2 separate regions of the Homo sapiens genome follow, and region 2 is linked to region 1. A link is a loop called in an ENCODE intact Hi-C map of the cell type or tissue named here. Cell type or tissue: PC-3. All regions are shown on one strand. Links, peaks and the distances in the headings refer to the core of each region. The heading gives the core; the rest is flanking DNA. Region 1 overlaps LINC01846 (long intergenic non-protein coding RNA 1846). Region 2 has its middle 150 kb from the start of LINC01846.

Evidence for each region. Hi-C counts contacts between places; a loop is a spot of excess contacts. Peaks named below come from ENCODE experiments on the same cell type or tissue, not always from the same donor. Only the 100,000 strongest peaks of a DNase experiment are listed, where the experiment ranks them.
Region 2: it touches region 1 in a loop (5-fold over the local background); 5 of 110 quality-filtered maps call a loop at or near these places.

What each region holds. Positions count from the first base shown.
Region 1 is chr5:98,106,558-98,111,948 of GRCh38, forward strand. All of the region lies in intron 3 of LINC01846 (long intergenic non-protein coding RNA 1846), which reads right to left. Among named protein-coding and RNA genes, the nearest start is that of LINC01846, 52 kb to the right of the region's middle. In PC-3, for the core only: no CTCF peak of the experiment used is centred there; DNase peaks (open chromatin) are centred at 2,154, 3,264 and 3,914; H3K4me3 peaks cover 1,768 bases; H3K27ac peaks cover 4,985 bases.
Region 2 is chr5:98,307,171-98,312,561 of GRCh38, forward strand. No RefSeq gene overlaps it. Among named protein-coding and RNA genes, the nearest start is that of LINC01846, 150 kb to the left of the region's middle. In PC-3, for the core only: no CTCF peak of the experiment used is centred there; DNase peaks (open chromatin) are centred at 831, 2,001 and 2,821; H3K4me3 peaks cover 1,784 bases; H3K27ac peaks cover 4,741 bases.

The DNA.
Region 1 (5,391 bases), core at 53-5,052:
AAATTTCACAATGGTCATTTCCTCTTCATGTCCAAACAGATGTTTAGTGTTTTTAAGACCCTTTCTGTAAATGTCATATGGTACTTAAAGTATAATTTAGTGTGTACATGCTGTATGCTTTGGTGGTATTCTTTCATTTGAGAAAATATCAAAAATATCAGAGACTAGGAGGATAGGAAGTTTAGGTAGGATTTCTTGGGGGAAACCACATATGCACATGTTTCTTGAGGAGCTGACATCATTGAGATTTAGCAGTTGAAGTATCATTTAACCTAGCCTTTTTTTTTCATAATTTTTCTTGCATTCCTTAGTGGGTTTCATTACCATGTGAAGGCAAGCTCTGCAAAGATGAAGAGGCATCATCTGCTCCCCAGAGAGGGAAGGAGACTAATATAACGGAATTTCAGGGTGTGAGCAAGAGTGCAGACACACAAACCTCCTGTGGATTGTGGGAAACCAGACAGCTTTTTTTTTTTTTAATATTATTTAAACTCCAAATCTAAGGGGAGAAACACCGTGAGACTAACATGTTACAGTCCAAAAATAATTCCTTTTTCCAACAGAAAAAGGCTATGATATGTTTCTAATTGATAACATACTTGTACTTTTTTTCCCACAAACAAATCTTCTTTCTAAACCTGCTGGCTGTATTCTTATGGTCTTTGAACCCCACAATTTCTTCCCATTTCTGTCTAACTAAAGAACTTGTTGGTTAAAAGTTAGGTAAAAAAAAAAAAAAAAAAAAAAAAAAAAAAAAAAAAAAAAACCTTTAATTTCTTAAAATATTTAAACACAGGTTGGTTTCTTTTTTTTCTGTTTTCCTTTTAGATGAACTATTTAGTAATCTAAAACAATCATCTTATTATTATATGATTTAACTTTCCTGTTTATGCAATAGAAATTGTAAAATGCTAAATATAAATCTCTCAACAAAAATAAATTTTTCTCTTGCTCTCACTCCTAATGAGTGGTATGTTCAGATAGATCAGAGATGAAAAACAATAAGAGAAACCTGAAGTTGAATTTATTGGACATTTAGAACATTGTTGACCTAAGAGACATTAGAAATTGAGGTGGGGATATAGAGAACATTAAAAGAAAGAGAATTTACTGCTGAGAATAGGGAAAAGGGTGGGAAGTGGCTATAAAATAATGATTGCTGCTTTCCATAAACCACATAAAAAACCCATCTCATTACCATATAGACATGGGTATACACACAGTAAAACCTTTGTAATACTGCATTTTAGAGGAAATGAGTTGCCAGCTAATGTCAAGTTATGGTTAATAAAGACTTAGTTCATGTTATCTCAGGTGGTATCCTTCTTGTACCTCCCTTATTCTCCCGTTAAAGTCTTAGTTAGACCTAAGGCATAAAAGCTCAGTGGTTATAGAAGTAAATCATTATTATTTATTTAAAGAGAAAAGACTTTAGTACAGCAGGGATCTACCTTCTCACTATTCATCAAAATGGTTACATGACAAAATGGGCCCGTTAACCTCCATGTTTCTTTCCTTTCAGCATCCTTATCAATGAATCCTTTGCAAATAGCTAGATTCATCTCATTAATTTTAGGAGAAAGGGATCAATACACATACATTTATCTTACATTATGTGTATATATTAGATTCCATAGCTATTGAAACAGATATATGACACTCTGAGGAAAAGCAAGGAATAAACACTAGAGCCACTCACTGATCTTTTAAAGTAGAGCTAAATATAGCTGTCCAACTTCCATGTCCTTGATCATTTAAATGTTAGTCCAAACTTCATGCAGTATGAAAGTAGATAATAGACATCTATATCTAATATACTTCCCCTAGTTCTTTTTAATTTTTGGTCTTCTCCTCTGAGTTGCATAGACCTTAAAAAATGTTGATGGTCCACTCTCCCCAGTGAGAATGCTGCTTTCATTGATCAAGCCCTTTTCAGCATAAAATTCTGTGCCAGAAGTGAGGATGCAAATGAGACACAAATGCTGCCCTTGAGGAGTCTGATATGCTAGCTTGAGGGACTGACTCTCAATTCTCTTTACCTAAACATCTGGGCCTAATACTGGCCCTTTAGAATAACTACTCTTTCCCATGTCCTCACAGCTTTGGTTCATCAGAACAGTTCTCATATTCTTCAAGCATGAGACAGTAAACTTTATGTTTGGGATTTGCGTTAGGGGAAGTGATGGTGCTGTGAGTCAGAAGTTCTTAAAGTTAAAAATATGACAAATTACTTAGATATCTAGAGCTTTTTAAAACATACATTCCTAACCCCAGTTTGATCCTTCTGAATTAGATTTTCCATACATGAAGCCTATGGGATTCTGGTGGGCAGTAGAAGATAAACTGTAATTTAAGTGAGGTTTTTATAAGCCAGCTTGGGATCAGGCAAAGATCAGGTGAATCATTCTTGATCTATATTTGTATTTTAATCTGTTTAAGAATTGTATGTAAAATACTTTAAAAGCTTGGACTGGGGAATCATTCATTGTCCAAGTGTGGGGTACATTTTCACATCAACTTTTCTGTTTCTGTTCTTATGCAATTATAAGTCCACATTATGCATAATAAATAGTGAAAGAATTTCCTCTGTCAGTATATTGCCATAGGTATTTCTGACAGATGCATGCAGACAGATGTGAAGTTTTTTTTTTTTTTTACCATATAAGCAAATATAATCACATTACATATTTTGTACAGAATCAATCTGATTGTATGTTAAACAAATATATGCAGTGTATGTTTAGTCAGAGGGTCTTAGGAATATATCCAGAGACAACTGGAAAATTTTTGTTCATAAACAAAAATTTTTACCACCAGCTCCAGTGAAACATTTCAAAGGGATCCATGTGTGCTAAATGCAAATTGTACCTTCATTTGGAATTGTATTCAATCTTTAAAGTCCATGTAGCCTCAGAAAGCCCATCTTTCGTCCATGCAAGCCTTGGGATGTGTTTAAGGCATTACAGGTAGAGTGCCAGAGCCACCTGACCTTGCTGCTTTCCAATCCTCTTCCTTCCCCCGCCTTCAGAGCAGAGAGTACCAGCCTAGTAGACTGGCACAGGCAGCCTGAGCCACGCTAGCCTCTATGTGGTGTGCTCTGTGAGCCTTAGTTGGAGAGGTTCTGGCTCCTTCTGTCACATATGATTCTGTGGTTTTGAACATCAGCTTTTTTTCCTTTTCCACTTTTTCCCTAGTGCTCCAGACTTTTTTTGTGCAGAAAGCAGCCTCTCACATCATCCTGCATTAATCATCATATACCCCTCAAATCAAAAGTGGAAAAGACCCAGTGATTCAGTCATCTGTTTGCTAACAGTAATCTTTTTGTGGGTTTGTGTGTCTGTGTCCTTTGTTAAGTTCTGTTTTAAAAGAATACAGGCTCCCAGACTGCTGGGGTGTGGTGTGCTTGCAGTAACCTCTCTGTGAGATGCTCCAGAGAGAAAGGCTTCCCAGTGAAAACACTAGACTCAGAGTTGTCTTCAACTCACATAGCCCATGACCCTGAAAAAAAAAAAAAAAAGAAAGAAAGAAAAAGAAGAAGAAAAGAAGCTCTTTTTGGAGCACATTTTTTCTCATCATTAAAGTGAAGAAATAGAACCAGATTGTCTTTAAAGTTCTCATTATTTTATCTTTCTATGGCTCCTTCTAGGAAGTTTGTCTTCTCTAATTTGGCTTAGATACCATATATTTTATTTAGTCATCATTTTTTCCCTATATCTTTATTTATCTGAGTGACGATGTCATCTTTCCTCAGGGCTGGGTGGTTTCTATTCACATCTTTTGCAGACTGATTGCAAAATTATCCTTAAGGGAACACAAGCATCGACCAGCATTTATAAATCCCTGGCAGCACACCACAGATGGTTAATGAAATAAAATGCATTATCTCATAGGCTTAGCTAATCTCAAAGTTATGGACCATCTCTGGATGTGAGGACTTAATATGGAGGCAAGCTGTAGAGTGACAAATTAAAGCTGATAAGATTGCTGCTCTGCCTCATCCTCCAAATATTCATAAACTTTGAGCCGACTCTCTCACAGGAAGCAGGGATCACTACGGAGCTATGCTACATATTGCACTTGCTTGATAAACATGCATGAACATGAAATATAGGAAATACTAGGCACAGTTACCATCACCTGTTGCTCAAAGTAAAATTAAGAAAAAAGCTGGGTTCAGAAATGTTTACTTTAATCTAATTATACAGTGTGTTCAAATTTGTCTCACTTAAGAACTAGCTAAGCAGTGGTCTCCAACCTTTTTGGCACCAGAGACCAGTTTCGTGGAAGACAATTTTTCCATGGATGGGAAGGATTTGTTGGGCGGGGTGGGGGGAGGGTTGTGGGGAATGGTTTTGGAAAGTGTTCCACCTCAGATCATCAGATATTCTCATAGGTGCACAATCTAGATCCCTCACATGCCCAGTTGGAATACAGGGTAGAAGCTACTATTGAGAATCTCATGCTGCTGCTGATCTAATCTGACAGAAGGAGGAGCTTAGGTGGTAATGCTGGCTCGCCCACCACTCATCTCCTGCTGTGTGGCCTGGTTTATAACAGACCATGGAGGGTACCAGTCTGCGGCCTGATGGTTGGGGAACCCCTGAGCTAAGGGACTGATAGAAACATTTTATAAGTAAAATTAATTAAACGCATACACACACAAATAGTTATTTTTAAAAAATAGTACACAAATATTATCAGCTTGTTGATCCCAAATGTAAAAGAAAATCCTCAAATGTTTACATAATTAAAGAAATGATCACTATCTTTATTGAATTTTCACATGCTCTTACCATTCTTAGCTTAATCTGGTAAGAATGAGGTCATAGCAAATTCTTTGGGTAGTGAATTCTAGGTCTCCAGATTTGTAGTAAAATAAGGTACATAAAGTAGACAAAGAGAAACAAAAATGCATTTTAGTTTGGTTCCTTTTTCCTCATTTACTTGAAATACAAATATATATCTATGAATAATCACATATAATTTCTCCTAATATTCCATAAATATAAATTACAATTTCTAAGGATTGAATATTTAATAACAGTCTTTTCAAAATGATAAAGCAAGCACATAATCTTGTTCTTGTTTATTGTAGCAAATGTCAGAGCAGTTTACTGCAGAAATTAAATTGTTATTTATTTTGACTGTTGGGTTAAACAATTCTCTCATTAGGGGAAAAATATACTGCTAAAATAAGTGATAGTTATATGAAGAATTAGATAAGCATTAGTGGAAAAAACCCACCAGTGTCTCTGTTTCCTTAGCAGAACAGGCTATACAGTGTTGCAGCAAGACAGACATCCTCACATAGCAGAGGTGCTAGGGACAGCATCCCTATAGGCAACTACTGGAACTTCTCTAATGTACTTGTAGTTTGCAGATTCTCTGGTT
Region 2 (5,391 bases), core at 297-5,296, 200 kb after region 1:
GTGTTCTTACCATGATAAAGTATTTTTAAATATAAATATGAAATGTCTTTGCAAATATTAGAATTGTGCTGTCTTAGCACTTGGTACATGTGCCTGTGGGGGATGAAAATAGTGATGCTGTCCACACTTCTAACATCATTATGCCTAGATATTATACTAATTACAGTAGCAATGGCAACTAAGTTTCTGTCCCCTGACTTGGGGAACTCCCACTAGATTGTAATTTTAGGATAGCTATTTTTTCCGAAATATTCCAGAATCAGTGCAGAAATGGTGATATCATTTGAATGTATCCCCTAGAATTCATGTGTTGAAAGCTTAATCCCCAGTGCATCAGTGTTGGGAGCTGGGGCCTCATGGGTGGTGTTTAGGTCATGGGGGCAGAGGTCTCATGTATAGATTAATGCCATAATAAAAATGACTCTTGGGAATGGGTTTGTTCTCTTTCTCTCTTTGCCCTTCCAACTTTTGCTCTGTGAAGACACAGCAAGAATGCCCCTACAAAATGCCAGCACCTTGATCTTTGAATTTCCAGCCTCCAGAATTGTAAGCCAATAAATTTCTGTTTACTATAAGTTATTCAGCCTCAGGTATTCTGTTATAGCAGCTCAAGACAGACCTACAGGAAAACATGAAGCCCAATGTACTATATTAGGCCAATGCACAGTAGTTCCCCCATATTCATTGTTTTGCCTTCCACAATTTCAGTTACCCTGAGTAGCCTGAAGAAATCACTCACTGCCCCACTCTGTCCCCCACAGAACGTGAATCATTCCTCTATTCAGTGTATCCACATTGTATATGCTACTTGCCCATTAGTCACTTAGTAACCATCTCAGTTATCAGATCAAAACCAAACATAATATATATAGGGTTTGCCACCATCTGTGGTTTAAAATATCCACTGGAGGCCTTAGAACGTATTCCCTGAAGACAAGGTAGACTACTGGACTCTATGACAGTCATATTCAAAAAAGCTAACACATACTTTGAGGGACACTCAGATTTGTTTCAGTCATAACAAATGTGCTCTTAATTATCCTGTATACCTTCAATGAAATTAGTTTAAAACAAATCCTACTCAAAAACAACCTCAGATTCAGTGTTGGCACAGACTTTAGAGATTAGTCTCAATTTCACTAATTCTCTTTAAATCAGAGTTTCTCATCTGTGTCACTATTAACATTTTGAGCTAGATGAGCCTATGTTTGGGGCACTGTCTTGTGCAATGTGGAATGTTTCGTAATATCCCTGGCCTCTACCTACCAGATGCCAATAGCACTCTCTATCAGTGTGACAACCAAAAATGTCTCAGACACTTCAGAATTTCCCTGGGGGGACAAAATCACCTGAGCTAGAACTACTACTCAACCTTTCCCAGGCATTTTCCTCCAGAATCTGATTGAATATATATATAGTGATAGAAAAATTTCTATTAATGAGGGTACCAATTAAACATTTATAACTTTAATCAGCACTCAAATAAATGTGATTGATATGTCTTTTAGATCACTGCCTTTATTTATTCAACACCCTCTACCACCACCTAAAAAACCACTCATCTTTCAAGACTCAGATCAAAGGTAAGAGCTTCACAGAGCCTTTCCTGACCTCACCTCAAATGTAAAAGTGACTCCTCTCCTGAGTGTTTCCCCTGAACCCCTTCCCCCTCCTTTTTCCTACCTTTCACTAAAAAAAAAAAAAAATAAAAATAAATAACTCCTGTATGTGCTGGGCACTGTTCTGAGTTCTGGAGTTAAAGCACTAAGCAAAGCAAACCAAAAAAAAAAAAAAAAAACATGAAACTCTCCCTCATTGAGTTTGTATTCTGTAATGAAGGTGGAGAATGACAATTATTTTTAAAAATTATATGAAAAAAATTAAATAGAAAGTGGGAGGATTAAAATGTTATAAAGATTCATGAAGGCCTCACTGAACAGGTGCTGTTTGAGATAAGACAGGAAAGTGATAAAGGATGAGTCACATGGTGATCGGATGGAAAATCATGTCGGACAGAAGGAATGGCAGCTATAATTGGAATGCTTCACTGTGCTTCATTCTTTATATGTCCTTCTCACTTATTAACACATAAAGAGAAATAAAGCTGTTTGTTTTGGTTATTCATACAATGCTCAGCATATACTCGGTACTTAATATATTTTTTTCCGTAAATGAAAACATGTTTTAAATACCTACCGCAAATATAAGTATCCTAACTGGAAAGGTTAGTGAGGTTTACTCAATTCACACTTCTTTAATTTGGGACTGTATGAAAATGTCTAAACATATGTTATGGAATTCTCTATTGATCTATCTATCCATCTATCATCCACCTCCATATCTATTTAACTAAAGCAAATGTCCATATAACAAACCAAAATGACTTACAGTAGGATTCTGGTATTAATTTCAAGGTTTTTTTTATACTTTGCTTTTTCCACTATAACTGATGAGAACTCTTAGTCAGATGCTAACAAGTCTGGTCTTTTCCTTTCTCTTGGCGCAGTTTCTATCCCTTCTAAGTTGTTCAGTTCTGCTAAGAAACTGGATCTTGCCAATTAAAAGACAGGCTGGCCGAGTATAGATTGTTTCTTCCTTTTATCAATGGATTGGTAACTTTTGTGAAAAATCCCCAACCTCTTCCTCTCTGACGACACAGAGTTTACTCTGCAAATGAGCAATCTTTCTGAGATGATTCACTCTTCCGTGTTCTCAGCACAAAATAACGCTTTCTCCCGGAGACTGGCTTTCCTTTCACTCTGCAAAAGCCTGTGAGAGACACTCTCTCTCCCTCTGCTTGCAGTGCTCTGTCTTGTGTGTCACTGTTTTCCATTGACCTGTCCCATAGCAATGAGAGTGCTGTGGTTTCCTGTGCCTCTGGTCAGAGAGAGGAAGTGCCTGGTTGATGACTGAGACAGAGGGAGTAATTCCAGTATTCATCCCGTGCAACACAATAGCCATCCTCCCAGCTGCAGCCACCCAGGGGTTTGTATTCCCAGCCACTTAGGATCCCAGCAGGAAAGTGATGCCACATTCAGCTTGGCATAATTTGTAATGACTTTAACGAAGAAAATATTTGCAAAAATGTGGTCAGAGAATAAGGAATTCACAAAGAGGAGTGTAGTACAACAGGGCTAAGAACATGGCACTGGGTAGGCCTGAGGAAGCAAGGAGGGTGGGCAGTCACTGTAAACTGACAGGAGCTACAGGCTTGAGTCACACAGTCTGCCTGCAATAATGACTTGCAGAAAAGAAGCAAAGGAATATACACTCCAACCTCACTCTTCATCCTTCCCTTTTTTCTTCCCCTCCTCTGAGTTCAAGGGACCCTATTGATGTAATCCATAAAGACTGGCTCCTGCAGCCTCGCAGTACAAAGGATGGAGTCTGAGTAGCAAGTGGCAGATGCCCAGCACATATCATCATGGTATTTCACTCCCATTATCCTTTGGTTGACATTCACATATTAGAGATGTGAGAGATTTTCCCAATCCAAAATACTCATAGGATTGTGATATTATAAGATATTGAAGTTAGCTAGGACATTAGTAATCATTTAATCAGAAAAATTCTCAAGCATATGAAGATTGTAAATGCTTGCCCCCCAGTGTACAATGCCAGATCTGGGACAAGAAACCAGATCTCGTAACTTGGAGCCCACTATGAAATGCTGTCATTTTAGAGGCAAGTAGAGATCTAAAACAGCAAATGCGATTTAGGCCTTCTTGCAATATATGATATGTGTTTGTGTTTCCCTCCTTATATATACATATACATGTAACAATACAGAGGTAAATATATAAATATCAATATTTATCAAAGCTAGAACGATGGGAAAGCAAACTTGACATATCAAAAAGTGCCTCAGAAATGAACAGGCAGAATTTCAAGTTTAGTCCGGTTTCTTCTAATTGACCATAGGCATTGCACTTGATAAATTCATACAAGGGATTTCAAAATAAAGTTATTTTATTTTGCTCAGTTGAATATCTTTATGCTTCAAATTCAATGCATGCTTCTAATAAGTCCCTCTCCATTACATTTAAAGCATTATTATCATATTCTTATTTCTGTCCCATTCTCAGAAAGATTTGATTTGAACGTAATGTGCATACAATCTTTAGAAGTCTGACTTGTTTTCAGAATTACAATAAGGTCTTACTTATTTGCTACTATTGGAGAACAAATATTACCATGTAAATATATTTTTAGATAACTTAAAAATATACTTTACATGATAGAACCTCTTCTCAGTAACACACAGTTTTTATAAATATCAGTTATTATACTAAACTGCATCTTATTCTCCTCAGAGTAGGAGGGTGAAGGCCTATTTGCCTCTACAGAAAATAATCTCAGGGTATAGTTTTTTATTTAATTCTTACATCAATTTTCTGAAGATTTCTGGCACCTTTAATCACTGCCAGTCTATGAACCGTCAAGCCTTGTCAGGATACCTGTTTCTTATGTCACCTTCTTTGCAAATTAATTTTACCCAATCCAATCATGCATTTATTCAGTCAATACTGTTTAGTGAATATCTTCTAGGTAAACTTCAAAGAAATTGAGTCAATATAAGTGAGCTTTCTAACAAAATCGCCCAAAGATAAACTACCTAAAAATGTTGTAAATTTCTCATCATTGAGTGTGTTTAAATATATGTTGGATGACCGTAAAAAAAGGATGCCAGAGCAGAGATTGTAGTATCACAAAGGTGTGGTATCAGAAAGTCAAATTTGTGGTACTTTACACATATGAAATGCTCTAATTCTAACTAGCAGTTGCCACCAGATCCACTCTCTCTTACTGCTGTAGCCTTAGCTCACTTTAATTGAAGTTAGCAATGCCTGAAACAGAACCTTGAAATTACTTATTTCTTAGTTTTCAGCCATTTCAAGGAAGAATGATTCACAGGTAAACCTTGTGTTCAGAAGTGAATGATAATTTGTGTCATTTCTTAAATAAATATTTTAAATTCATTTACTCTGCTAATAGTTTTTACTTACTCAATATTCAATACTGTGAAAAAGAATCAAGAGCAATAATGTATTTCTGTTTGACTCAAATATTTTTAAACTCTCTAACTGAGCGCCCAATTAGCCTAGTGACAGCCGAACTCCTCCATAACGCTTTGGCTATGAGAATGTCTTTAACTTCCGATTTCTTTGCTTGTGGAAAGATGCAACTTCTTCTCCCAAAAAATTCCTTATTCAGTAACTTGCTAAACTTACTATCACTAAGAGTGAGAATAAGACATCATGTAAAATTGGAGCATGACTTAGTATGAAAGGCTATAAGGCCATGTATTGAATTCAGAATAGGTTCATTCACTTCACAAATATGTATGGAGTATCTACCAGGTCCTAAGCACTCTGCTAACAAGATTCACCT